3 separate regions of the Homo sapiens genome follow, and regions 2 and 3 are each linked to region 1. Evidence: chromatin loops called from intact Hi-C (ENCODE). Cell type or tissue: CD4-positive, alpha-beta T cell. All regions are shown on one strand.

The links. Hi-C counts contacts between places; a loop is a spot of excess contacts. Peaks named below come from ENCODE experiments on the same cell type or tissue, not always from the same donor. Only the 100,000 strongest peaks of a DNase experiment are listed, where the experiment ranks them.
Region 2: a loop joins it to region 1, with 2.2 times the contacts of the local background. A loop is called at or near these places in 4 of 110 quality-filtered maps.
Region 3: it touches region 1 in a loop (4-fold over the local background); 17 of 110 quality-filtered maps call a loop at or near these places.

Annotation. Positions count from the first base shown.
Region 1 is chr6:45,415,279-45,423,278 of GRCh38, forward strand. RUNX2 (RUNX family transcription factor 2) reads left to right here. Exons shown (of 9, transcript NM_001024630.4): 3 at 7,315-7,679. It overlaps LOC124901324 (a long non-coding RNA gene), which reads right to left and starts at 6,938. Exons shown (of 2, transcript XR_007059602.1): 1 at 6,567-6,938; 2 at 5,801-6,381. In CD4-positive, alpha-beta T cell, a CTCF peak has its summit at 4,403; DNase peaks (open chromatin) are centred at 4,443, 5,553, 7,363, 7,713 and 2 weaker places; H3K4me3 peaks cover 3,848 bases; H3K27ac peaks cover 1,017 bases; H3K27me3 peaks cover 899 bases.
Region 2 is chr6:45,298,995-45,306,994 of GRCh38, forward strand. All of the region lies in intron 2 of SUPT3H (SPT3 homolog, SAGA and STAGA complex component), which reads right to left. Among named protein-coding and RNA genes, the nearest start is that of RUNX2, 25 kb to the right of the region's middle. In CD4-positive, alpha-beta T cell, no CTCF peak of the experiment used is centred here; no DNase peak of the experiment used is centred here.
Region 3 is chr6:44,471,427-44,479,426 of GRCh38, forward strand. No RefSeq gene overlaps it. Among named protein-coding and RNA genes, the nearest start is that of MIR4642, 40 kb to the left of the region's middle. RefSeq lists an enhancer at 4,013-4,543. In CD4-positive, alpha-beta T cell, CTCF peaks have their summits at 4,436 (motif pointing right) and 4,635; a DNase peak (open chromatin) is centred at 4,455; H3K27me3 peaks cover 482 bases.

The DNA of each region.
Region 1 (8,000 bases):
AATAACTCTAAAGAATACAGGAATAACAGCATCCACTACCCTCAGGGCTGAAATACAGCAACAAAGTAAGAGTCCTCCCCTCTTCTCAACCAAGGCTGAATCCAGACCCTGCACAGCCTTGGCTCCCTGGGTGGCAGAGAAGTTGTGCTAGTAGAGCTTGCTGCAGATCTGCTCTCTAGGGTGCTGGGGAAGGCTGTTCACACGGAGTTGCCTCACCAGAGCCACACTGCTACAAACAGCCCAGGAGGGGAGGGTGCTGGGGGAAACTTCTGGCTACCGGTGCTTCAGGAGCCTGGCACTGGAAAAGCTAGCTTTATTGCAGCAGCTGGGCTTTGGAGAAGATGTGGGTATGTATGCACTTCAGGAGCCAGGAGCTGGGAAATCTATATGTCCTGCACTGCAGAAACTGCTGTGTGAGCACAAGTTAACCAGGAAGCAAAACCCTTTCCTCCTGCAATGTCTTTCTAACGTCCCCACCGACAAAACATGATTGCCAACTGATAAAGAGAAATATTTAATGGATCCGGATTCATTTTCACAGAGCAGGTAAAAAAAGGTGAATTTGGAGCTGCAAGACAATAAACTGATAACTGGCACACCTAGGGAAGAAAAATGATCTGGAAGAAATATTGTCACTAATAGGAATATGAGTCAGGAAAAGATCCTGCCAATAACGAAGATAATTCAGGAGAATCATCTAATGTCAGAAAAGATGAGTCATTGCTTTTAGAAATTGATTATGACTAGATGGGAAGAAGAAATTGTTTTCTCTGAGAAAAGTCTAGTTTAGAAAAGCATGGGGAAAAACACTGAGAGAACGGTTTCTGAGTATGAAATCCAGAATAGCAAAAAACTTAGAATGGTGACTTATAATAACTGGCATCCCCTAGGATTGCAGCTAATAGAACCAAGTTGAACTCTTACTATTCTATTTTTTTCTGTTCTATTTTTTCTTACTTTGCTAGTTTGTAATTCAAATTTCTCACACTGTGCAAATGTTGATATTTTTAGTACTTTACTAGATGAACTGAGAGTATTATGATTTACATTTTTCACTTTGATGGCAGGGTGTAGGGAGGGGACAAATAATTGAAGTCACTGCCCTAATGCCTAAAGTGAAACTTTGGAACCTTGGGCAGTGAGATTAGAATAGGATAGCACCTTCCTTGGTGACTTAAAGGCAATATGTGAGCAGCTGGGTAAAGAATGGCTGAATTACTACAGGAAATCTTTAATTTTAGGGTGTTCTTAGAAGTTTCATCACAGACCTCTGTAAACTTTTATATATAACATTCCACTGCTGCTCAAAGATCACTGCTACTGCCATAGGACAATTGCCAACACCAAAATACCAGAAGGCTGATTTGAGAAAATTAGTTTTCTCTGACTCCTGGGTAATGAATTAGGCTCTTTTTAGAAATTACATTGGTTTCTTAAGGTAACTAGGGTGTCGTTTAGTAAGTTGGTATTTTAGTCAAACAAAATATATACCTCTTTAGTCAGTACCATGCCTGAAGAGTAATTACACAGATGCTCCATGAATGTGGTTCTGAAAGGTCATATGGCAAGTGTCAGCCTTTTTATGACAACACTGTACTCTCTTGTAAGTGCCTGAATATGGCCCTTGGGAATGCTAACTAAAACAACAAGGAAAGGTTTATGATGCTAAGTCCTCCACTACAAACATTTCATCTCTTGTTACAGCCATGCAAATTATTATAGGTCCATTGACAATGGGAAAAATTTACTGAGCTTAAAACAAATCAGACAGTATTTAACGGTATAAAAAGTTAAAATGGAAAAAATATGTCAAAAAGCTTTGGGATCACTTAAGTTACTAAGCTAACTGTCTGAAAACTGTATATAGGTCTTACGAATATATTGTATACTAGAAAATTATTGGTAAGCTCATTGAGTTTCTTGTGTAATCATGTGCAACACAGTTGGAATAAACCTACTAAAACCTTACCTATTTTTTATGTTCAGACTACATGAGAGTTTCTTCACTCTTCTTCATCTATGCAGTTAATGTGTTCCCACTATATTTTAAGGACAATGGAAAATGCTGACATATGGAGATGTGTAAGAAAATTGTTCTTAAGGAGCCTGTGAAAATGTACTCGCTCCTCATTCTTTTCTTTCTGTTTTGGCACCTCCAAAATTATTAAGTGAAAAATATTAATCTAATTAACAATTTATGCAGAAAAGAATAAGTTAAATGTTACGTTGTTCACTTTTAGAGAACTAATCTGAACCACATGCACACCCATTCCAGTATCTTTATAAAATATCTACTCTTTTCTGCTATCTCACTCCTCCATGGTCTTGCATCCCTTTCACTTTAGGGCAAGGGTTGGCAAACTTTTCTGTAAAAAGTCAGTAGATATTTTAGGCCTTGTGACTCGTACAGTGTCACAACTACCCAATTCTTCTGCTTTAGGTGAAGGCAGCTATAGATAATACACAAATGACTGACCATAGGTATATTCCAATAAAGCTTTATTTGTAGACACTGAAATTTGCATTGCATATCATTTTCATGTACTATGAATATTATTCTTTTAATTTTTCAACTATTTAAAAATGCAAAAAACATCTTTGAGAATTGTACAAAAACAGGCATTAGGCCAAATTTGTCCCATGGGCCATAGTATGACGACTCCTGGTCTAGTGGCAATGCTGCTTCTTCAAGGGCTGAGTAACCTTCTGTCAATCAGAGTCCAAACGAAAATTCTCCAAAGATCGTTCTGTTTATAAAGTTTTCCCATATGAGACATTCAAAGCTTTAGGGATCATCAATGTGCCCATAATTTTCCATTGGTTTTCCCACTTTAATAGCTGGTCCATTGAAAAATATTTTAAGATTTTACAGGGACTTATTCTACTTTTCATCATAAGTATATATAAAATAATGTATGGGGGTTAGAAAAGGAAACCAGGATAAAAGGCCTATGGGTTCTGTTCCCAGTCAGTTCTTTGACTGGATAAATAACCTGACTGCTTCACATCTCATTTTCTTTGTCTAGAAAGTCAGAATTGTCAGGTGTTGTTACTAAACAGTTATGTTAAATGTTAAAGGACATGGTAGGGAGTGGTGGGTGGGATTATGTTTGTATCTTCCAGAGTTGCCACATTTTCAGAAAAAAAGTGTATACTTTTTAGTGCCATCACATACAACTGAAAAGATGAATATTTCTGAAGAGAAATAGGGTGGGTGATTTGTTTCAAACATTTTGACGTAGAAAATCTAAACCCAAAGATGACATCAAGCAAACTATAGCACAAAATACACATATGTAAAACCTCATGGTTTTCCTATGTGCCTACGATTAACAGGAGAGGTTTGGTTTAGGGGTCTGTAAAAATGTTTTCTTTCTTTAAGCATAATGCTCAGAGCCAAGACATCATCAGCTCCAGGCTCAGTCAGTTCCAGTCGAAAGTGTGAATGTTCAGCAAAAGGATGTTTTTGAAAGGAGACTGAAAACCCACTGTGCCAGATACCTGAAACGTTGTTAGGGTATTCAGTGGAAAATTTCATTTCCACATTATAAATAACTGTAGGATATTTTAAGAGATCCAAGACTAGTAACTTCCAAGAGCTGCTTATATTAGTTCCACTGAAATGTGAAATGGAGGAAGGATACTGAGAAAGGCCATAAAGCTGAGTTACTAGATATGATTAATTAAAATAAATAATCTCACTATTGATTAAATTGCCCTTAAAATCCCCAACCACTGAGGACTGCATAGTTTGCTATCCACCAAATAAAACAAAGGACAAAACAGCGATGGAGAAAAAAGGAGGAAAAGTCCCCAAGGTAACTTCTTAAATTCAATTCTAGAATTTTTTATTTGGAAAGCCCCTCTGGTGGTCCATATTTGAAATATTAATTGTTTCTTATTGTCTTCAAAGTTCCAGGAATTCTCTGTTCTATGGACTTCCTGGGAGGAGGACAATCCCAGAGAAGGTGGCATATCACCCACCATGGTAGTTATGGAATTTTGGTGTCACTTTTACCATAGAAATAATCAATTCCCATAACTGCTTCCCCCCTTTGCAGCCCCCACAGATTTAAAAACAAAAAACGAGCCAGGGATCTCTGTTAGACAGTGGCACAACATGCCCAAAGTAAAACTAGCCCCCTAAAAAGAAAAAAAAAAGGCAGGAAAAAAAAGCCATGACTCTATGAGTGTGTATGTATTTATGTGTGTCTGCGTGTGGACTTGCAAGAGTGTGTGTCCGAGTGCACATGAGTGGACGTGTAAGGTAGGACAGCAATGGATGCAGTCTCTCTCTCTCTTTTTTGAGGCGAAAGCCTGGCTTCCCTTCCCGGATCGGCCGCCTGTGGGACTCGAGAGACCTGTGCACGCAGGGGACGCGGCGGTGCCCGGGGTTAGAGCTCTCCCCTGTGACCGAAAAGATAATTAAAAATCGCACGCGCAGGAGCCAGCTCAGCTCCTGGCTGCGCTTCCAGTTGGTCCGGTCTGGCTAAATGGGTTCTCGCACCCTGGCGGCGCCCGGGCTGGGAGGCCAGTAGGCCGGGCGCGAAGAGTAGGTTGGGGACCAGGTGTCATAGCCGGTGGCGCAGAATCGCTTCTCGGAGTCACCGAGGGTGGCAGTGGCAGGCGGCGGCTGTGGGGCGGGAGGGGCGCGGCTTGGGGCTAGTGTCTGTGGAGGGATTTGGGGAAGAGGCAGGAACGTGGAGAGAAACGTGGGAAAGGGAAAGACCGACGAGGGAGGCGTGGAGCAGTGCATGGAGGAAGGGCAGGTAAAAATAAAGCCCCAATTAGGAAGGACAGAGTAGTATCCCCTGAACTCCATCCTTACCCCTCGAGAGCGCACACCTGGCTACCCCGCACCCCCACCTCTGCTCCCGCGGTCTGGCAGACCCTCAGTCCCCCGCGCATCTCTTCAGCGGGGCGATCCCGAGTCACGCAACCACAGCCCCCCAAGCTCATCTTGTACTCGAAAGGGCTCCAGAGTCCGCGACTGGCACCAGGCCCCCATCTTCCGTGCCCCTCATGCTCTCAGAGCCCTTCCAGGCCCCTTCTAGGGCGCAGACCCGGGCGTGGGCTCAGCGAGTGGGAGCAAAGCTCTAAAACCAGACAGGGAGGGTCGTGGCAGGTCGCTACGAGGGTGAGGGAGGCGTTTGCACTGAGCAATAAAAACACCCAGTAATGGGTATGTGAATTGCTTTAAATAAGATGGGAGGGCGTGAGAGATGACCCAACCATCTTTCTTCCTTGATGCTTCGAGGGGGAGGCATTCTAATTCTTCATTTATTTTATAAAATCACTTGTTACTGTGTCAGCTACTCCACTAGGAATCTTTGAAACTTTGGCAACTGATGATTTTTTTCGCAAACACGTTTTCAAGCTTTGGAAGGCTTTAAAGAGTTTGGTAATAAGCAAGAAACGTAGTAGTACACAACGCCGAGGGTAAAACGGCCCTGTGCCCCCTTCTTGGGGTGTAATAGCCTCAAGCGGATTTCCCGGCTTCTGCGGGCGCAGCACATTGTTTTATTTGTTTTGAAGGCTCAGAGTTTGAGGCTGGTCGTAGACACCCACGTGCTCTGACTCTCATCAGCGTAATGATCGACTTAGCCAGAGTCGTGTCTATATAAACCACAAAAACCTAATCATTAGAAATCCCAGCCTCCAAAAACCACATTTTAGGTAAAAAGTGCCGCTTTTTTTCCGCGCTCCTTCATCCTCTCGACCACAACTTTTTGGGGGATCCAAAGTCGCTTTTTAAACCCACACTAGGAAATAAATACATAAATAAACAGCCACGGAAGCATTTTGAATTTTTTAGTTCGTATTTTTAATTTTTCCCCGTGAGCGCTGGGGAAGACAGACACGAAACTTAGTCTTAGATGTAGAATAGACTTAATAAAATATTTAAATTCATGGAAAACGGCTGGTGCTTTTCCCCAGCAAGGGTTTTGCAACTTATTTTAATCACAAAGCTGACAGTTTTTCAGTCCTTAAAACAAAAACAAACAAACAAACACCTCATTCTTGTTCTCTAGGAATGACAAGATTGAATATATAAGAAAAAAGAAATGTCCAGCTATGCACTTGAGTTCCTAAAAACTATTTTGACTAGATCTCCCTCCACCCCCCCTCCTCATTTTTTTTGTGTCACTTAAAACAAAAAACACCCAAACCCTGCAAAATCTTTTTCCCTTGGGAGTCGCTCAGACAGAGGTGGGGGTAGAGGTGGGAGGGTGAAGAGTGCTGAGAAGTCAGCACAGAGGCTCAAGAATTTTCTTTCCTCCTCTCCTGAAGTTACAACGAAAAATAGCGACAGTCAGATCAGCCGGGGGCTCTCTGGTGTCTCGGCTTCAATCTCTTCCTACAAAGAGGGGGTTCCTTGTCCTAGGGGTGGGGAGAGCAAGAGGACGCGACCTGGCGAGATTGCCCCTAGTCTGGGGCCGCCTCTAGGCTTCGGAAACTGCACACGGCGCGCGGGGGGCTCCTTCTCGCGGCCGGCTGGCGGCGGCAGCGGCTGCGATTCGCAGGCTCGAGATTCGTTGCCCCGAGATCCGCTGCCCACGACTTACCTCTTGGCACCTTGAAGCGCGAGAGACAGGGGAGCTTTGCAAATTGCAGGAGGGAGTGGATGCAAAGAGGTGGCTGTGAGAGGGCGAGAAGAAAAGAAGGGAAAGGAAGGAGCCTAGCCGGGGAGCCGGGCTGGCAGCCGCCGCGGGAGGAATCTGAGCGTGCAGCCCGCGCGGGGGGAGCGGCGGCCGCCGCGGAGGCGGCGGCGCGGGAGGGCGGAGGCGCGGCCGCCTGCAGCTGGGTAGCAGCGCGCGGCGCGGCGCGGCGGTGGCGGGCAGCGCGCGGCAATGCCGGCCCCGGGGCTGGACTGCTGAACCCACACCGCTTCACCACCGGACTCCAACTGGGAGGGGGCGCCAGCGCACCCAGGACGCGGTGCCCCAAGGGACCCCATTCCAAGCTGCAAACTCAAGTCCCCCGCCTCCCCAGGCCAAACACACCCCCGCGCCCGTTCGCAGCTGCCACCCCGGGTGTTCCAAAGACTCCGGCAAAGATCTGCGCCTCCCGGGTCTCCCTACCCGCCAGCCCGACTGCGCCGCATCGCCAGACTCTGTTGGCCCATCAGACTCCGCCCGGCAGTCGGCCTCATCAAACTTGATTTCTCACCTCCTCAGCCCCATCACCTCCATCCTCTTTCCCCCCGTCTCGCCTTCACCCCCCCAATTTCCTCCTTGCCCCTCATTTCCACCCTCCTCCCCCTCCCCCGGCCACTTCGCTAACTTGTGGCTGTTGTGATGCGTATTCCCGTAGATCCGAGCACCAGCCGGCGCTTCAGCCCCCCCTCCAGCAGCCTGCAGCCCGGCAAAATGAGCGACGTGAGCCCGGTGGTGGCTGCGCAACAGCAGCAGCAACAGCAGCAGCAGCAACAGCAGCAGCAGCAGCAGCAACAGCAGCAGCAGCAGCAGGAGGCGGCGGCGGCGGCTGCGGCGGCGGCGGCGGCTGCGGCGGCGGCAGCTGCAGTGCCCCGGTTGCGGCCGCCCCACGACAACCGCACCATGGTGGAGATCATCGCCGACCACCCGGCCGAACTCGTCCGCACCGACAGCCCCAACTTCCTGTGCTCGGTGCTGCCCTCGCACTGGCGCTGCAACAAGACCCTGCCCGTGGCCTTCAAGGTAAGAGGCTACACCGCCCCCCGCCCCCGGCCGGGAGCGGCGGAACCTGCCCGCCGGTGTCTTCCTGCCCACGGGGCTGGGCCCCGGACGTCCTCCAAGACCTCCTGCCTTGGCGGCTCTAACCCCAGAAACCCCCGGCCGGGCCTCCCTCCGGATGCCCTGGCGGGCTCGGGGCTCAGTCCCTCCGCGCAAATCCCTCCCTCTCCCACCTGTGCCCGCTGCCACCCCGACTTCAGCCCTAGTCCCCCTGACCCGTTCAGCACTCCTCATGCCTCCTGCCTGGCCTTGATTCTCACTCACTCCTTCGCGCCGTCTCCCTTT
Region 2 (8,000 bases), 120 kb before region 1:
AAAACCACGTAAATGCAAAGTTTAAAAAACATCAAAATAAATTAAAATGTTTTGTAGAATTACATGAAGTGCCCAGGAGCAGTGGTCACACCTATAATCCTAACACTTTGGGAGGCCAAGGCAGGTGGATCATTTGAGGTCAGGAGTTCGAAACCAGTCTGGCCAACATGGTGACACCCCATCTCTACTGAAAGTACAAAAAAAAAAAATTAGCCGGATGTGATGGCAGGGGCCTGTTGTCCCAGCTACTTGGATCACTTGAACCCAGGAGGCAGAGGTTGCAGTAAGCTGAGATTGCGCCACTGCACTCCAGCTTGGGCAACACAGCAAGACTCTGCCTCAAAAAAAAAAAAAAGAATTGTATGAAGTAATGATCTTAAACTGATGACTATGTTAAAAACAAAAGCAGTAATATAAGATATGTGTCCCCTTTAACAAAAGAAATCTTAACTGAAGATTGAAGATTAGAGATTTTAATTCATATGCACACACAAAAATGTGTAATATAAGTAAAAGTTCAATTTTATTTATCTTTTTATGAAAATGCTGTAATATCCACAAGGAGGAATACTGTACACAGTCATTAAAAATCACACTACAGAGATTTTTTAGTCAATTCAGAAAACAAATTTTAATGGTAGCTAAAAAAATTAACAAGCCTATAATCCCAACACTTTGGGGAGGCTGAGGAAGGAAGATCACTTAAGCCAAGGAGTTTCAGACCAGCCTGGGCAACACAGTGAGACCCCGGCTCTGCCAAAAAAAAAAAAAAATTAATTAATTAACAGTATCATGTACATATATATACATCTCAAATACATACAAAAGTAGACTGATTTAAAATTTTTATCTATAGGAAAAATGTTTTTATGTTCTTTTTATTGTCCAACATTTTGTCATTTTTCTTAGTGGTAAGTATATAACATGACTTTTATATGCGTATTATATATGTGAATATATATATATATGTGTGCACACACACACACAACAAAACATATCAATGGGAAATTCTGGCATAAGTGGCCCTTTAATTAATAGCAGGCACTGAAAATGAAACTGAGCCCCAATTATCTTTTCTTACACTGAAACTATGTCAAGAATAACATCTCTCAAATGTAAAAAGGGACAACCAAAAGCTTAATACTGTATACTTCTATTAGACTGCCCAATAGTTAATCACAACTGAATTTTATTATTTTCTTTCTATGCAAGTCTTATAAAACCAAAGATAGAACAAATCTTTTAAATCCGATTTCAGTTTGAATCGTACATCACAAGTAAAGGCATCTATACAGTGCTTTGTAATACGCCAAAAGTTTTCTCTCACAAGTTGATTCTCACAATAATGTTAAGAGGAGAGTTAGTTCAATTTGAAAGAAGAGTATCCACAGCCACTAGAATGACCCTCAAAATAAAATTGGAAAATAACAAGCATTGGTGAGCATGTGGAGAATCAAAATACTAATACTTCAAAATTGCTGGTAGAAATATAAAACTACATGGCCCTTTTGGAAAACAGCTGGCAAGTACTTCAGTGAGTTAAATTACCATATGATGAGATAATTCTACTCCTTGGTGTTACCAGTGGCTGCTTAGGGGCTGGAAGATAGGAAGCGACGGCTTAATGGGTTTGGAGTTATCCTATGGGTTGATGAAAAAGTTCTGAAAAGAGATAGTGGTGACAGTTGCACAACATTGGGAATATACTTAATGCCACTGAATTGTATACTTTAAAATGGTGAAAACTGTACATTTTAAATTATGTATACCTGATCGCAGATTTTTTAAAGGGCTGGGGAAAGTGGGGGTGGGTGTTAGGTCAAGTCCCTGAGAGGCAAAACCTAAGAACTCTGTGCACATGATTGAGGAACTGCTCTTAGTAAAAAATTTAAAGAAGTGAATGAGGCAACAAAACTGTGGGTTCAGCTAAAGACTAGCCTCAACCTGATCTCAGAGTGAGCTCTGGAGTCTAACTGGCACCAGGGAGATGTCACATATTGAGACAAAGACAAGGCCTTATACCCTTATATCAACCAGTCATTGACTACAAGTCACCTACCTACCCCCTGGGAAAGTGGGAAGCTTAAGATCTCTGGGGTTTCTGGGCAGGCAGGTCCTGGCAATTCTGTGGCACTAGTGAGAACTGAGAGCTGTAAGTCACCAACACTATGGGTGAGGGATAGGTAAATAAACCATCCAGATAAAAAGGGACTGGATGGGGTACTAACAGCATCTACTGCAACGAGAAAAAGGAAGCTTACAAAAACTGAGTGACTTATCTGGAAACACAGAGCAGGTACAATTGGAACTTGAAACTTATTCTCTTTACCTTATAACTCATGCTCTTTTCCATTCCAGCTTTATATAATTTCAACCTATTAAAACATAATGGGAAGTTCTCTTTTTTCTATTCATTAGCCCTTTAAGTTTTTCCCCTTATTCTTTTTAGTTTAGGGTTTTTCTCTTATTGTTTTGGGTCTTTTTGGTGCAGGCAGGGGTTGAGGATAATTGCTTCATCTCTGCTTGAAATGACCTTTGCCATCAGTTCTCCCTCCTGGCAATCTCCTAGTTAATGTTACATCACCTTACAGAAGTGGTTCTTCTAATTTATGTCCCTAAAAATCCTGTTTATAGCTATGATTTGTATTATTTCATATGTATCATGTGTGCAAGACTGTTTACTCTTAACATTGTCAAATACTTGAAAGCAAGGATCATTTTAGTTTATCAATCTTTATATTATCGGTATGTGGCACCTAATGGGAATTTGAAAATAGTTTGTTGAATTAAGCTGTACTTTGTTTTAATATAACTAGAAAAGAGCCAAAGGTACAGTATTTTTTTAACTTTGTATCTTTCAGTGTCCTTTAGCAAGTGGATTTGATTTGTTAAAGTTTATGGCAAGTCACTGTTTTAGACTAGCCTCCCACACTAAACTTTAGCAGACAAAACCAAACCAAAATGGAATCACTCCTGTTAAGTGCCAAGTAAATGAACTGAATTTTGAGATGGGCCAGTTTTCCACAGCAACCAATGAGGCCCAGTTTACCTGGAGCCAGCATGATAAGGAAGTCCCCTCTGCGTCAATTGTATGAGGGAAGTAACTTTTTAAATAAATTTATTTCCATAGGCTTTGCGGGGGAAAGGTGGTATTTGGTCACATGAGTAAGTTTTTTAGTGGTGATTTGTGAGATTATGATGCTCCCATCATGCAAGCAGTATACACTGAACCCAATTTGTAGTCTTTTATCCCTCACCCCCTTCCCACCCTTTTCCCCAAGTCCCCAAAGTCCATTACATAATTCTTATGCCTTTGCATCCTCATAGCTTAGCTCCCCCTTATGAGTGAGAATATACAATGTTTGGTTTTCCATTCCTGAGTTACTTCATTTAGAATAATAGTCTCCAGTTCCATCCAGGTGCTGTGAATGCCATTAGTTCCTTTTTATGGCTGAGTAGTATTCCATATATACATATATATATATATGGAATATATAATATATAATGAAGTATCTCAGGAATATATATATATATATATATATATATATATATATATATATATGCATGCCACAATTTATTTATCTACTTATTGATTGATGGGCATTTGGGCTGGTTCCATATTTTTGCAATTGCAAATTGTACTGCTGTAAACATGTGTGTGCAACTATCTTTTCTGTATAGCAACTTCTTTTCCTCTGGGTAGATACCCAGGATTGGGATTGTTGGATCAAATAGTAGTTCCATTTTTAGTTCTTTAAGGAATCTCCACACTGTTTTCCAAAGTGGTTGTACTAGTTTACATTCCCAACAGCAGTATATAAGTGTTGCCTTTTCACCACATCCATGGCACCATCTATTAATTTTTTATTTTTTGATTATGGCCATTCTCGCAGGAGTATAGTGGTATTGCATTGGGTTTTGGTTTAAATAGGCACAGGACCAATGGAACAGAAGAGAGAAGCCAGAAATAAACCCAAATACTTACAGTCAACTGATCTTCAACAAACGAAACATAAAGCGGGGAAAGGATACCCTATTGAACAAATGGTGTTGGGATAACTGGCAAGCCACATAAAGGAGAGTGAAACTGGATCCTTATCTCTCACCTTATACAAAAATCAACTCAAGATGGATCAAGGACTTAAATATAAAACCTGAAACTATAAAAATACTCAAAGATAACATCAGAAAAACCCTTCTAGACCCTGGCTTAGGCAAAGACTTCATGACCAAGAACCCAAAAGCAAATATAACAAAAACAAAGACAAATAGGTGGGACTTAATTAAACTAAAGAGCTTCTGCACAGCAAAAGGATATAAACAGCAGAGTAAACAGACAACCCACAGAGTGGGAGAAAATCTTCGCAAGCTATACATCCGACAAAGGACTAATATCCAGAATCTACAAGGAACTCAAGCAAATTAGCAACAAAAAAGCAAACAATCCCATCAAAAAGTGGGCTAAGGACATGAACAATTTTCAAAAGAAGATAGAGAAATGGCCAACAAACATATGAAAAAATGCTTAACATCACTAAGGAAAGTAACTTTGAAACAACCAATTTGCTTTTTGTTTCTCGTTTCTGTTTTCTTCAGCCATTTTTGGCCTATAAAGCCAACTATCTCTGCTCAGTCCATTCTATTTAATAGAATGAGATGTTGCCTGATTCTAGAAGTAAAAAAAAAAAAAAAAAAAAAGAAACAAACAAAAAAAGCCAGGCCGGGCACAGTGGCTCATGCCTGTAATCCCAGCACTTTGGGAGGCCAAGGTGGGCGGATCACGAGGTCAGGAGTTCAAGACCAGCCTGGCCAATATGGTGAAACCTCATATCTAATAAAAATACAAAAATTAGCTGGGCATAGTGGTGCGCGCCTGTAGTCCCAGCTACTCGGGAAGCTGAGGCAAAAGAATTGCTTGAACCCAGGAGGGGGAGGTTGCACCACTGCACTCCAGCCTGGGCGACAGAGCAAGACTCTGTCTCAAAAAAAAAAAAAACCAAAGCCAATTAAATCTTTAAATTAAATTTGTTGTACTTCTCTTTTAATAGACTATATACTGTAGAAAGCTAAATATGTTGGCAGATGAGAACTAAGTACTAGTATACTACAGATCAGGATCAGTAAGAGTTAGTCACTCTCACAAAGTGGATGCTTTATAAATGGAAAAATAATATACTTTTTATCTATTTAAATGTGTAAACAGCAATATCTAATAATTATATTTCACTTAAAATATATTAAAAGACATTTAAAACTGCTTTATACAGGAAAATATTACAGATAAAAGTTACTAATCTCTACCCATCCATCCAAATTATAGAGGTCTAATTTTGAAAATCAATTTAGCAGAGGAATGTTACTTAATTTAAAGGAAAAATCACTTTGATAATTATGCTCAAAGACACACCTCAATGAAACCATCCAAAAAACTAAATATGTAATAAATTTTTCCACTATTTTATCGTTATGTTTGGCATTAATGATACCACTTAGTATTCTACTGCTCTACAAGGCTAGTATCATTTTCTAAAACTAAACAGACTGTTAGCAGAAGTTATTTCAAAGCTATACAAACAGACCTCAGAAAGTTTCTGTTAAATTTTTTTTCCTAAAAAGAAAGGTCAAAGAGGAAGAAGTTATTAGGAATACAGGGTGAGAAAATAAAAGAAGTAGTATTCAAAACAAAACCAAAAATACGAATAGAAAAGAATGGCTTCAATGATTTTTTTCCAGTTGCTTATCCTCGCAAAGTAACCATTTAATGGGTAAGAATGCCAAAAATATCTTAGAAAATGCACAATGCCATTATACCTAGATTCTTTTTAAGCACCAATGGCCATCATCAGTCAATAATGTACTTAAAATGAAAACCCACTTGAGCACTAAAAGAACACAAATAGAAGAAATCAACAGCCTGAAACGTTTATTTTTACAAACAGTTGATTACAGAAACCCAACTCAAGAACACCATGGCCTGATCTTCTTTTTGAATACATAATGTATCCAATAGGAATCACAGAGGAATAGGCATTTTCTTCACGCTTTTATATTTGCTTATTCGTTTGCTTTTCAAAGAAAAGTATTATTTTCATGAGGCATAAATTCCAGAGAATGACATGGCTAATTATAGTTTGTAGAACTTTTTAATCTAAGCCATTAGACTCCCTGAACTACCTCAAACGAAAAACATCGGCTTTTAGCTCTAAATCTAAATGAATTGTTTCCATATTACCGGAACATAACTCGTTTCATCTCACCACCTGTATTACATAATATCATGGTCTTTTCATACCAACTCCAATATAACTACAATATTTATTGCTTCCGCTATACCTACTGCATTTTATGATTCAGTGTTATTACACATATAAAATGAATGGTCGTGTTTTGAAATTTTCAAGAAGTTACAAAAGTCTTTTCACAAATACATCTACATAAATTCAGCTAGATTATTCTAATAACATTTGACAAAATGTTCCTTCCACCAACTTGTTTGTTTATAAATTAAATTACATGCACAAAACTAATTTTCAACCAGTTTTCAGAGTTCCCTTTCTTTATGTGGTTTTAGTTCATTCAAGCCCTCAGCATTGTTCACTACAAAATCCTTCTGGTCCCTTCTAATATACACTATATACCACATTGCTATTAGATGATTCAAAACCATACATCATGTAACTCCTTGCCTTAAAAATCCAATAATGGAAATGACATCACCAACGACAGAGTAGAAGCCACTATCTTTCCCAACTCCACACCTGCCCCAACCCCAGAACTGCAGTCATTCTACAAATAACCCACTCCAAGCCCAGGCAATGTGGCTGCACTGGGCCCACATTTCAGATATCTGAGCCATCACCTTAGTGAGCAACTTCATATTCCCTGGGCTAAAAGCCAAGCCCTCACTGCTCATGCTTGTACTCCAAGTACCAAACCAGCTATCACACAGAGCTAGGCCCCACGTCTACCTAGGAGCCTCTCTAATTCTGCATATACCTGTACTCCCAATTCTCATCTCCACTGATGTGTTCACAAGCCTCCAGGCATCACATACTGCTGCCAACATGGCAGGTGAGGTGCCTACATGATACATATCAGTGCCATTATGGACCCAGATGCCAGAGCCATACTCCCTCCACAAGTACCCAGGCTTCAGGTCTCAACTCCAAGGCCACATCACAGGCAACACACATCACAAACTAGTACCACTGCTATTTCAAGCAAGTCCACAAGCCATACCCAGTACCAAAACGAATCCATGCTCAGCCACAACTTCCCTGTTAGGAGTAAAAGAGATCACAAGGACCTTAGCAGCCATTGTCACCAAAGACCCCAACAACCCTTGCTGCCACCACAGACATCAGTATTAGCCACTGAGGATTCACACTATTGGCCACTGAGCATCCCTCCAATCTTGGTCTAAAATCAACCTCGGCTGGCAGAGCTACACAGATTACCCAGCTTGAACCCTCACTGGTGCCAGAACTGTTGTACCCTAACCAACAAGCGCCCTCATAAGGTGAAGGTCTTTCCATAGCAAAACTAGCCCAAAAAGTCTGCAAGGGGTGACTACTCCACCAAATGCTCAGACATCAACATAATGCAACAAGAACCATGAAAAACCAAGGAGACAAAACACCACCAAAAGAATACAATCGGGCGGTTCCAAGATGGCCGAATAGGAACAGCTCCAGTCTACAGCTCCCAGCATGAGCGACACAGAAGACGGGTGATTTCTGCATTTCCAACTGAGGTACCGGGTTCATCTCACTGAGGCTTGTCAGACAGTGGGTGCAGGACAGTGGGTGCAGCCCACTGAGCGTGAGCCAAAGCAGGGCGAGGCATCGCCTCACCCTGGAAGTGCAAGGGGTCAGGGAATTCCCTTTCATGGCCAAGCAAAGCTGGAAAATCAGGTCACTCCCACCCTAACACTGCGCTTTTCCAATGATCTTAGCAAACGGCACACAGGAGATTATATCCCGCACCTGGCTCAGAAGGTC
Region 3 (8,000 bases), 940 kb before region 1:
GGATCAGAGATAATGTCAAATGAGATGATTCAGTGAGCAAAAGATAGCACGAGATATAAAATTACAAAATTACTTCACGCCTCTATCTTCGTGCTCCTTGTAAATGATAGCAAACTCCCTTTTCCCCACCCCATTTTTTCCTTTTACTTATCTAGTCTCCTCCATAGTTTGAACATTTTCAAAACTGTACAGTTCCTGCTTAAAGAAATGAACAGCTGCTGGTAGAATTTCAGGTGCAGACACTCAGTTGGACAGGTCATCGGGGCCGGAGGTCCTTCCCAGGGCTGGTCAGGCTGCTCTAGGTGGACAAGAGCGTGCCTCTGGGAAGTGAGAGGCCTGGTGCTGATAACCTAGTATCAGTGCAGTTGCAGACCGGTGTTGGCGTTGGCCGGGAAGGAGGGCAGCGGCGTGGCTTGAGGTCATGGAGGACGCGCAGGGCAGGCTTGAAGCTGGAGGGACATACTTTGCATACCAATTCCTTTTCTGGATCCTGTTAGTGGTGAAACTCCGAGTGTCCTTGTCACTGATGGCATGGTACAGACCACCTGGTCAGGGGACAGCCCTTGCATTATGTTTCCAGGGGGGTTCAGAAGCCTTAACACTTTCTTTGGAAGATCTCTCTGCCATTGCCCCTGATAGGATAGATCAGCTGCTCTGTGGCTTGCTTTTCCTGACATCTCTCCTTTGGCCTCCTCCACCTGGCACCACCACCTCCTTTCCTCTTCCTGATGGGCTTCTAGAAACCTTCAAAGATTATTCCTCCTGCAGCATTTATATTTTAAAAGGAGACAGTGGAGCAGACACTCTAACTCAAATAGTAAAATGAAAACTATGCTGTAACACGCACCTACTGGGTATCAGGAGCTTGCACAAGTGTTGCTCATTTAATCTTCACTACAACCCTGCAAGGTTTTGCTTCCCTAGTTAACAGATAGGAAAGTGGAGGCCTGGGGGTTTAGGGAGGTACAGTCAAGCAGTCAAGTTCACAGAGCTGGAGGCTTTCTGGTGGGGCTGGACTTGAATACACTTTTGGTAGAGTCTCAGTCCCTAGGCCCCTCCTCATGACATCGCCCCCTCCCCTCCCATCCTGCTTCAGGGCCTGGGCCCAGAGCCCACACGGGAGCCAGGACCCTTGCTCCTTGCCCGTGCCTAGGCTGCCGTGGGTGGCAGAGGAAGGGCTCTCTGGTCCAGACTACCCTTCTGTGACTTGAACAGGAAAAGACAAAGGTCCCATTTTAGAGCTGCAGCCTGTTTCCATGTCTCTAGTTGCTGAACCACCAGGAGGAAAAGCATTTGAGGTATTTCCATGGGAAATGGTAGCCAACAAAAGCGCCGTTGGGTGGTATTCTAGTTAATTGCAGGAAGGCGGGCAGCCCTCCAGGATATTACCTTTCTTAGGCTGGAAAGTGTTTCTTTGAAAAACGTTTTGGTTCAGCCGAGGCCTCCTAAGTTTTTGCAGATTTGCTTGTTCGTAACTATGAAGAGAGTCACCAAGTCGGTCCTTTGGGGGGCGGGGTGGGGGTAAGGTGAAGGCAGCATCGCTGGGAGGAAACTACTCCGATGACAACTTTTTGCTAAATGGTGGCTGGAAAACACTGGATTATATTTCCCCCGGTACAAATTCCTAAAGGGGGCCAATCCCCCGAGGCCGGCCTCCCCCAGACAGAAACAGAATCTGTGACCCTGAATGAAATGTCTCATGCCCCTGTGAAGGGGAGAGGGCAGGAAATGAAGAGAAGTGATCTCTCTTTTTAAACACACTTTTTTTTTTTAAACACTGAAAAGAAAAGCATTTGCAAAGGTGCATGAATCCAAGTGTGTTGCTCCTGACACATCGGTTTTGCATGTGCTTTTGCCTTTTCAGAATGTTTTCACTTCCTGGCAGCCTTGGGAGGTGAGCAAGGCCTCCATCCATCTCTGCACCTGAGAGATGAGGACGCTGAAGTTAAATGGCTTACCCCGCAGGTCATCCCACTGGTAAGACACGGAGCTGGTGCATTCGATCAGTCTGTCGCGGCCACATATTCCTGGGCACCTCTTCTGTGCCCAGCCCAGGGCTGTGAAAAGGACATTGAGGTGGCCGCTGTCTAGCTGTGGATACACATGCCTCATTTAAGTAGAATGGTACAGAGCAGCCCAGCATGAGGTACGGTCCTTCAACTTGAAGCTGACCTGGAGCTCTGTGCAGCCATTGCCGCAAGTGGGTTGGAGTAGGGGGCAGGCTAACTTCTTGAAGGAGGCGTGAACAGCTGCTGAGACTGCGGACCCCTGAATGGTGCTCTTTCCACCAGGACCTCACTGAAATCTAGGTGCTGTTCCCCAAATGGAACATTTTAATTACTGCTGCCGATGACACGTTTTATATCTGCTAGTTGTTATAAATGCAAATATAGAGAAATAGGAAGTAAAAGATCCAAGTGTCATTTCCCCTACTCCTGGCAACCGCAGTTGGCCCCCAACCCAAGATGAACACAGTTGGATATGTTGGGGTGTCTCTTTTGGACATTCTCATATGCATACAAGCTGTCTGGGCCTGTACCCTGGCTGCCTCCTCCACCGTACTCTCTGCGCAGAAGCTGACCGGTGTGCACTGCATCAAAGGGCTCAGCCTCTGCAAGGGACAGGAGGTGTGGCTAGGATATTCCTGTCGCTGGCTCCCTCTGTGCCAGGTCAGACCTTGTGGTCAGAGGGATGGTGGCAAACTCCGTTGTCAGAGGGATGGTGGCAGACCCCGTTGTCAGAGGGCTGGTGGCAGACCCCGTGGTCAGAAGGCTGGTGGCAGATCCTGGGGTCAGAGGGCTGGTGGCAGACCCCGGGGTCAGAGGGCTGGTGGCAGACCCCGGGGTCAGAGGGCTGGTGGCAGACCCCGTGGTCAGAAGGCTGGTGGCAGATCCTGGTGTCAGAGGGCTGGTGGCAGACCCCGGGGTCAGAGGGCTGGTGGCAGATCCTGGGGTCAGAGGGCTGGCGGCAGCCCTCATGGTCAGGGGACTAGTCGCAGCAGCCCTCATGGTCAGGGGACTAGTGGCGGCCCTCTGCTGGGAGTCGTAGCTCCTGTCAGGTGGCCCCTTCACACATTTTCCCTCTCTGGATTCCCATAATGACCTCTTCCCTTTACCCTTCAGCCCTGCGGATGGTTACTGGCCCTTCTTCCCTTGTTGATTTCCTTAAACCCTATAAGTAAACTCTTTTCAAGTCACCTCACCCCATGTTTTTCAGAATCTTGACTGAGAATAAGCACATATATTGTTTTGTAATCTGTGTGTGTGTGTGTGTGTGTGTGTGTGTGTAAAAAGGAGTTATTATATATAAATATCCTGTAAAGTCATGAAGTCCTGGGGGCCTCAGATAAACCCTTAGAAGGATGTTACTGCATCACCCCGTTATTGATTAGGAAACAGAGGCTCAGAGAGGGTGAGTAATCTGCTCACAGTCACCAAATAAACAGAGGAGTGGCCATTCTAAGGCCAGTGTGCTATTTTACAGCATTCCAGTGGGTGGGTATAGATTATTCATGTAATCAGTCCCCCTATGGATAAACATTTAATGTTGTATTCAGTTTTTCTCCTTGATATCAAGGCATCCCCAAACACAATACATGATTTCTTCTGGAAGCCTGAAGCAGGCACAGAGCAGTGGGAGGCACAGAGGGTGAGGCTGAGCCAGCTGTCAGATCTGGGACAAGCCGTTCTGCTTCTCTCAGCCTCGATTTCCCCAGATGTCTACTAGGAAGAGCATAGACCTTTGGACTTTGAGGCATGTGAGAGCCTGAGATTCTGCTGAGGCCTCGTTTTTAAATAGCTGCTCGTCTGAGGCTGGAGTGTGGGCAGTGATCAGCTGGCTACCAGGGAGGTGGCTGACGACAGGGTCCCCTTGTCCCCATAAGACTTTTATGGTACCACCTTTCAGGCATGTCCCATCCTGCTCATGAGCTGCAGAGACATTTGCTTCTGGAGGAAGCACTGAAGAGAAAACCAGCTATTAGTACTAGGATTGAAACAAAGAGAAAATGAAGATTCTGAGAAAGTGACTGTTCTTAGAATCAAGAAGTGTTATGGGGGAAACGATGTGTTCTTGGAGCATTTAGGGGAGGAAATAGGTAAATCCAGGAGAGGGTGCTTGCCACTGCAAGCTGGTCTAGCTCCCTGCACCCTCAGCTCTGTCCAGGAACCCTCTTCCTCCAAGTTCTTGAAGGCTGTGCGGGGCCCAGGCTCCAAAGAGGACAGATGCAGAGGCCACTTGTCCTCCCCTCCCCAAGGACCCAGAGCCCGCAGCTCCAGCAGCATCTCCAGCCAGCTGCCTGTCTGTAGCCGACGCCCCCCAGGGCTGCAGGGTTGGGCGAACTGGCCTCTCCTGTGCGGCTGACCAGGTCCCCCGAGCTTCCTTAGGGTTGCAGGCAAGGAGGCTCCCGCAGGGAATCTGGAGCAAGGTGCATCCGGCGGCCAGCAGGTGTCACTGCTGCCCCAGAGACGGCCGGCCACGGGCTGTGGCGACACGGTGAGCTGGAACAAACCGCTTTGTTCCTGCTTCACAGGCTTTACCTTACAGCAGGGTTAGGAGCCTGTTTACCTGCACTTCTGCCCAAGGAAAGGAGTAAAAGCCCTTCTCCTCCTTCCCTCCAGAGGACCCCATGGAGGCCTGCTGGGCTGCGCCCCCCTCACTGGCCTGGCCAGGGCGTGTGGGAGCACCCAGCAGCTGGGGCTCCTGGGCACCCACTGCCTGCCGGGCTTTGCCCTGGGAGCTGTGGGGCCCACAGCCCTATGGACTTCATACTTCTGCAGGGGCATGGGGCAACTTGAAGGGGTGTTGGTAGGTGTTACAAAGCGAGGCCCAGCCTGGGTCTGGCACGGTGAATCCTCCTTCCTGGCCGCCTCTCCTCACTCCGAAGGCTTCGCGGATGGTCTTGCTCCAGGTTGTCAGTTGCTCCTCTGAGTGGTGGGTGAAGAGGAAGCGGCTCCCGTGTGTGGGGCTGTAGGCGGACCAGCTGTTCTAGTTTGCTCATCACTGAGGAGTTCCTGGATGCACAGCTTTGGTGCTAAACTCAGAAAATCCTGGGCAACCCAACGAGTTGGTCATTCGGGCCAGGTACCAGCCACTTTTCAGACATCACTTTGCCTAACGCACATTGTTGGTCGTGTTGTCTCCCCATTGTAAAGAGAAACTAAGGTTGGAAAAGGCTAAACAAGCTGCCCAAACTCTCTGGATGGGGAGGGAAGAGTGGACATTTGAATTTAGGACCACCTGACCTGTGCTGTTTCTCCTGGATGCCTCTGAGGTTGAGAGATGAGAAGTGGCATTCACAGGCGTGAATCCGTGATGCCCAAATGGTAGGCAGCTGTGGGCCACGGGCATGGACAATTATGCTGTGTGCTGTGGTGGTCGCCTGAACTGGGGCAGCAGCCCAGGAGTCCCTTGAGGGCATGGAGGTCTGAGGGGAGCAGCGCATCAGAAACAAGGGTGTGGGGACTTTTAGGACCCCATGGTCAGAGCACAGGTAGCAGAAAAGCACACACTGGGCCAGGCCGAGGGGGCACAGCCAGGCTGACAGGGCCTGGAAGGGAGATACCACCGCCAAGAAGGTCCCGATACCTGCACGTGCCTCCTCCACAGCCCAGACGCTTATCTAAAATATCTTTTAGGACAAGAACCAAACCCCTAAGCCTGGTGAGCCGAGGACCTGGCGGTGTCTGGCTGGCCGGGGTGGGGGCTATGTAGGCAGAAGCAGATGCTGGTGGAAGTTCACCCAGGCCCCCTTTGCCAGGTGGCCAGGGACAGCATCGGCCACTTCCACAGGGGGCCATGAAATGGTGTCAGCTTCTGACAGATGCTGGATGGACATTCAGCCTAAGCATGGAAGCCAAAATGAAAGAATTCGCCAGGTCCTCAATTCATTGGGTAAAATCAGCTCTTGTAGCAGCCAGGCAGCTGGCAGGCTAGATGCTGTGCTCAGGGCTACTATTACAGAGAGAAGCCCCAGCCCTCCAGGGCCTGTGGAAGAAAGCAACCAGCCCAGCAGCAGACAGGCCTTTCTGCAAGTCACTGCAGCGAGGATGAGTGACAAGCTTATCAAGACGGCTGGTCAAGGCACCAAATGCCTCCTCCTAGGATCTGCACATGTCTGCTGGGCAAGGCTGCTGCTCCCTTGACAGGGAGAATTAGGAAAAAGAGCCCTCTCTGGATGGGCACAGCCTTCAGCAGCACAGCTTTGCAAGTGGAGTTCAGTCCCCGCTAACCCTCTTAGCTGGACACATTTGTGCAGTGCATAAACTGCACAACTGTACATGATGGTCCTGCCAGCAGAGGCTGTTTGTATCAAGGACTGATAACTCTTTTGCAGGCGGGAAGCAGGAGGTACCTGAGACCTGGGTGATGCCCTCCCCATCTGGTCCCTTCTGTGCTCAGAGTGGTCAACTCTTCCTAGGAAGCATCCAGGAGAAGCTATACAGGAGGATAAGGAGGAGGACAAGTGCATTGCGTGAAGAAATGTAACGTGCAAATGCACAGGGGCATAAAACTTCCCCATTGACTAGAGAGTAGGGTGCAAGGTGGGGACAGCAGGAGATGAGGTGGGCAGGGGCCAGAGTTAAAGGCCTGGTCTTCTGTAGGCTGTTCTGTATTTGAGGCTCAGGGAGCTATCTATGTGCCAGGCTGGAGGGAAGAGGGCAGCAAGGGAGAGCCAGGTGGGAGGTAACCTTCCTTTTCGTAGGCTCCTCTAGAGGCTTATTTCCATACCACATCAATGATATTCCCAGAAGCCTCCAGCAATAGTTCTGAGCTCTGTCTTCTGCCCATTGTGCCAGCTTCTGCTGGGAATCTTGGAAACAGAAGTTGGAGCCTTACTCTTAAGCAGAAATGCCAAGGCTAAAAAGGGAAGTCATGACCACACACATGTGTCTGCTGGGACTAACTGGGGACAGAGGGTGCAGTGGGGGGTTGGGAAGAGTAAGCCGCTGCCACTGTGCTTGGGGTGGTCTGGGAGGACTTCTCATACCGTGCCCACTGCTTGTGCACACCTGGGTATGAGCACAGTCTCCACCCCTGACTGAGGCACTGGATGAATCACACCCCCTCCCTTAGTTCCTCCACCTGCAAAAGGGTATAGCAGCCCCCACCCACCCAGGGCCCAGGGCGTAAACTGCCCCAATGCCTTGATTATTTACTCTTCCTCCTGGTGGGTGGCAGCATCTGAGGGGCCAAGTCTTGCCTCACCCACGTGTGCAAGAGTACAGATCGAGGTTTGATTTGCCAAAAAATTTAACTATTTTCTTTTCCTCTTAAGTTCTGGTTTCTCCTTTTGGGAGGTGCAGGAAAGAGGCTGGAAAGGGCCCCCTTGACTGCTGCTGATTGGGAAGGGATGGGAGTGTGTGGACAATGGCTGGTGGGCCAGGCTGGCCGTGTCCCAGGGGCCAAGCCCCATGCTGGGCTGTTCTAACAAGAACTTGAACTGAACCGAACCATGACCCCCAAATTGGAAAACACTGCCCTGATTCACTGAACCCGAAACCGAATCCAAGTATTATTATTTTTTGACTGAACTCTGAATTGAACTAATGTTTTTTCTTAAATACCTACCAAACCAGTTCGAACTAGACACAAACATATGTGTTTTCTGAAACTATTGAACCTGAACTTCAAAATAATCTCCTATCCGAGGGCAAAGTGAGACTTTATTTACTTGAGAGTGTTCTGTTCACAGCAGGCCAATAAAGCCTCCTTTATGGCAGAAGTAGCTTTCATTTGTTCAGCGCTTTCGTTTTACTTCTCATTTTTAAAAACCGGGGTGTAATTTACATACAGTGGAATGCATTGATCTTAAATGTATAGCTTGATCAATTTTGACAACACATATGCCAGAGGAACTCGGAGGAACCCCAGTCAAGATCTAGTGCCTTTATGTTCAGCCCAGAGGGTTCCCTCTGCCCCTCTCCCAGGCCATTCCCACCCCCACCAAACAACCACTGTTCTGACTTTGGTCTCCTTTTGCTTCTCGTTTGAGGCTTCTG